Regions from separate parts of the Homo sapiens genome. Here region 1 is linked to region 2. A link is an interaction called in ENCODE POLR2A ChIA-PET data of the cell type or tissue named here. Cell type or tissue: Panc1. All regions are shown on one strand.

The links. ChIA-PET counts read pairs that join two places held together with the same protein. Peaks named below come from ENCODE experiments on the same cell type or tissue, not always from the same donor. Only the 100,000 strongest peaks of a DNase experiment are listed, where the experiment ranks them.
Region 1: POLR2A ChIA-PET joins it to region 2 with 11 read pairs; 4 of 35 experiments call an interaction of 5 or more read pairs at or near these places.

Annotation. Positions count from the first base shown.
Region 1 is chr1:23,102,307-23,104,806 of GRCh38, reverse strand. All of the region lies in intron 2 of LUZP1 (leucine zipper protein 1), which reads left to right. Among named protein-coding and RNA genes, the nearest start is that of MIR3115, 59 kb to the right of the region's middle. In Panc1, no CTCF peak of the experiment used is centred here; DNase peaks (open chromatin) are centred at 1,316, 2,098 and 2,476; H3K27ac peaks cover 1,070 bases.
Region 2 is chr1:23,039,493-23,041,992 of GRCh38, reverse strand. All of the region lies in intron 2 of KDM1A (lysine demethylase 1A), which reads right to left. Among named protein-coding and RNA genes, the nearest start is that of MIR3115, 3.6 kb to the left of the region's middle. In Panc1, no CTCF peak of the experiment used is centred here; no DNase peak of the experiment used is centred here.

The sequences.
Region 1 (2,500 bases), 63 kb before region 2:
TGTAGTGCCTAGATCTGAAAATAGTCCCCTTTATGTAAATTTGGCCAGTACAGAATACAATAAAACTATTACATTAATTTATTTACAAAACATTTATAAGGTTCCTACCTTGCCCCTGTCACTGTATTCAGTGCCCAGGACTGAAAAATGAAGATAACACAGTCCCTGCTCTCAGAGCCCAGCAGAGGATGACAGATATTTTAAGTATCATGGATATAGTGATAGAAGCATCTACAGAATTTAGGATGGTGCATTTCTCTTGCGGGGAAGGATGGTTTGAAAAGGCCTCAGAGAACAGATGCATTAAAAGATGTTTACCATTGGGCCAGGCGTGGTGGCTCACACCTGTAATCCCAGCACTTTGGGAGGCCGAGGCTTGTGGATCACTTGAGGTCAGGAGTTCAAGACCAGTGTTGGCAACATAGTGAAACCTGTCTCTACTAAAAATAGAAAAATTAGCTGGGCGTGGTGGCGCACACCTGTAATCCCAGCTACTCGGGAGGCTGAGGCAGTTCTCGAGAATCCCTTGAACCCAGCAAACGAAGGTTGCAGTGAGCTGAGATCGTGCCTCTTCACTCCAACCTGGACGATGGAACGAGATTCCGTCTCAAAAAAAAAAAAAGAAAAAGAAAAAAAGATGTTTACCATCGGAATGGCTGTGGGTTGTGGGGGCTTGGAAGGAAAGGAGATAAGGGAATGTTCCTCAAACAGTACACCCTCAGCCTCTGAACTTACTGTGACATTTCAGGGGCCTCAAACCTACCACAGAGACCTTACCAGTTAATTGCTCTTCCCCTTGTGTCTCTGGTGTCAGCCATGCTGAATTAAATTCCCCGAATACAGCATTGTTTTGTTAGCTTGTTCACTCCCTCCCTCCTTCCCCCCCTCCCTCCCTCCTTCCCCCCTCCCTCCCTCTCTCCCTCTCTCCCTCCCTCCCTCCCTCCCTCCCTCCCTCCCTCCCTCCCTCTCTCCCTCTCTTCCTCCCTCCCTCCTTCCCAATAAACAACTATATTATACTCTTTATGTACTAGGCACTGTTCAAGGGGCGGGGAATACAGCAATAAAAAAATTACAAACACAAAAAACTACACTTCTGACCTCATGCATCCTACTTTCTGGTAAGAAGAATCAATGTAAATAAATTTACAAGTAATCAGGTGGTTAAATGTGCCAAGAAGAAAAATAAGTAGGGTATCTTACCTTAGAGCTGTCCAAAGATGGAGTGAGTTGTCTTGGGAGGAAGTGACTGTCATTCTTGTCATTAGAAGTGTTTGAACGGAAGCTGAGTAACTACTTGCTAGATAACGTCCGCATTGAGTGGGAGGTTGGACTAGATGATCTCTAAATCCTTTCCAACATGAAGAATCTCTGTATGCTAGCTGGGTCCCTCACTCTTGAGTTTGCGTATCCAAAATACATGAATTTGTGATTCTGGGAAAAATAATGTAAGCCCTGTAATTAGATAGAAATGTGCAAGAGTTGATGGTGAGGCTTAGACAGCCTAAGATTTTAAAACAGGTAACTACAAGTGGTCAGGAGGAAGCTGCTTGAAAATAGCTCTTGGCCAGGGGCGGTGGCTCGCGTCTGTAATCCCAGTACTTTAGAAGGCTCGAAGGGCGAAGTGGGAGGATGGCTTGAGTCCAGGAGTTTGGGACCAGCCTGGTCAGCATAGAGACCCCTTCTCTACAAAAAAAAAAAATGAGAAAAATTAGCCAGGCATGGTGGCATGTGTCTGAGTCCCAGCTGCTTGGGAGACTTAAGGTGGGAGGATTGCTTGAGGCTAGAAGGTAGAAGCTGCAGTGAGCTGTGATTGCTCCACTGCATGACAGCCTGGTAGACCCTGTCTCAATAAAAAAAGAAATGAAATCAAATGAAATGAAATGAAAAATGAAATGAAATGAAATATAAAATAAAATAAAAGCTCCTATTATCCTTTAGATCAGAGATTGGCAAATTCTGGCAGACAGGCCCACTGTCTTTTGCTTTTTAAATTTTTAATGGTTTATTTAAGTAGAGACAGGGTCTTGCAGTATTGCCAAGACTGGCCTTGAACTCCTGGCCTCAAGCAATCCTCCCCGCTCATCTTACCAAAGTGCTGGGATTACAGGCATGAGCTACCATGCCCTGCCCACTGCCTGTTTTTTTAAATCAAGTTTAATTGAAACATAGTTATGTTCATTCACTTCTGTACAGTATATATGTGGTTGCTTCATCACTACATTGTCAGAGTTCAGTAGCTGGAATAGAAACCTTAGATCCTATAAAGCCTAAAATATTTACTCTCAAACTAAGTTTGCATACTTATGTGTATACTATCAAACTTTTTAAAAAAAAGTTTGCCGACCCCTCTTTAAATGACTATTGGGAACAGGAAGTGAATCATGGCAGCTGTGTTGGGAGAAGGGGCAGGGCAGGCCTGATTATGTTCTATTTCAGACCTTCCTGATCTGCCAGGACAGGAAGAAGAGCCACCCTCCAAAATGCTGGATGGGGCCACTTG
Region 2 (2,500 bases):
GTGCTTTGATTCACAAAAAAAGATGGATTTCTTACCCCTGACTTGCGTACTCAATAGGTTAACCAGGACAAAAGGGCAACGAGGCAGTCTTTTTTGTCTTCTGGTTTTGAAGAAAGGAATTAAAAAACCTCTTAAAAAGATTTTTTTTAATTTAAAAAAATGCAGGAAAATGTAGAAAATATTCAATACCCTGCAAAGATTTTTAAAAGGGATCCCATAACAACAAAATGTCAAAAAAGAAATGAAACTCCAGGCTGGGCACAGTGGCTCACGCCTGTAATCCCAGCACTTTGGGAGGCCGAGGTGGGCGGATCACGAGGTCAGGAGTTCAAGACCAGCCTGACCAACATGGTGAAACGCTGTCTCTACTAAAAATACAAAAATTAGCCAGGCGCTATGGTATGCACCTGTAATCCCAGCTACTCAGGAGGCTGAGGCAGGAGAATCGCTTGAACTCGGGAGGTGGAGGTTGCAGTGAGCCGAGATTGCACCACTGCACTCCAGCCTGGGCAACACAGCAAGACTCGGTCTCCAAAAAAAAAAAAAAAAAAAAAAAAGCAAGAAAAGAAACTCAAAAGTATTATTTAAGCAGAGGAGTAGAAAGAAACCAAGCAGAAGGTACCACATAAGAAATGATGGAAAACAAAATTTAAAAGTGCTTAAAATTAAATTAAGAAACAAGTTATTTATCTCTTGATAATGGTTTAACTTGCTTGGAAATAAAGAATGAAGTTATTATTTTCACTCCAATCATACTTGAGAGTATTTTGAAGATGCCTACTTCTCCAAAGACAACTGAAAGATCATCTTTACTAGCAGTATATTATAGACCAATTCTTGAACATTTTCTTAAAAACAGCACATACACAACACTGCTTGCAGCTAACTTTTCATCCAAGTAGTCTCTGATTATGATATATATAAAATCCCTTATTCATCTGCTCTTTGGGTCTTTCCAGCCTAGGACTCTGTTTCTGATAGTGGCTCAGGACACATTAACAGCAGGCAAGTAGCGCTGTTAGCTTTCCATGAGTGCAAATTCAAAACAGAAAATGAAAATATTCAAAAGCAACTTTGTAATATCACCTTGATTTTGGCACCACTACACAAGAAACTCCCTTTTGTTTTTATCCCAAACCACCAAACCTACAAAATAGTCCTCAAGCTTGAAGCAGAGACTCTTTTTAATTTTTTAATTATTTTTAGAGACAAGGTCTTGCTCTGTCGCCCAGGGTGGAGTACAGTGGTGCAATCACAGTTCACTGTAACCTTGAACTCCTGAGCTCAAGGGATCCTCTTGCCTCAGCCTCCTGAGTAGCTAGGACTACAGGCATGTACCACCATACCTGGCTAATTTTTTTTTTTTTTTTGTAGAGACGAGTTCTCGATATGTTGCCCAGGCTGTTTTTGAACTCCTAGCCTCCCACTTCAGCCTCTCAAAGCAACAGGATTATGAGCGTGAGCCACCACAATCGGCCTAAAGTAGAGACTCTTCATACAGCTTATTTGTACACAGCTACTCCAAATTGAAAATGAAGATCTTTTTGATTTATCTTACATAACAGCCTTTCAGTTGTCTTCTAGACCTTCAGATCTAAGAGTCCTTCTTGAAGCGTGAAGTGTTGTAGTTATAATCACATTACTGAATGTTTTCTCATCTGAATTCAAATACTCAAGAGATCACTCTTCCAACATCTTAAAAGGAAGTCTATGTTGACTTTCAAATGCTTTTATCTGGCAAACAAACAAGGAGGTGAAAATCACTGGTTGGTTGTTTCCAGAAACACAGATTCACATTTTGACTAGTTTCTTGGAATCACATTCAAATTACAAACATTTTAAGAAACTTCTAAATCTAGGAAGCAACGATTTTCCAATAGAAGATAAATTTACCAAAATGGCCAAATTTATGGAATAAAAGTGAAGGCCAACCTACTGATTTCAATTGAATTTAATAAATTAGCAGGTGAAAGAAACATTTCAAAAGTTAAAGCCAACTTGGAATATATGTCTCTACCGTATTAACGCACTAATTGAGTTTCTTATTTAATAATCAGTGTTTACCGTATCTGCCCCAAAACTGCAAAGCACAAATACAAAAGTAGAACAGGTAGACTCTCTGTTTTCAAAAAGCTTATAATCTAGTTGAGAAAAGATGAAAAATACCTACAAGGAAACTTTTGTTGTTAAGAAACGAGAAGCTGACACAGTCTTGGAGAATCAGGGAAGCTTTCAGAACAATTCCCGAGAGATCTGGATAGACTGCGAGGCAGTGAAACCACGACTATGGTCCAGATCATTTACAAAGATAAAGAGAAAAGCACAGACATGGTATGTGCAGAGGACTGCTCGGTACCTACTTTCAGAAGGAGATGGTCTGAAAAAGCAGTGGGAGATCAAGTGGATTGGTAAAATGATCCCTTTCCAGTACCCAAACCTGAACGTGATTTTAGTAGTAATGAAGGAAAAGTGTGTGATCTTTGGCACAAAGACAACAAAA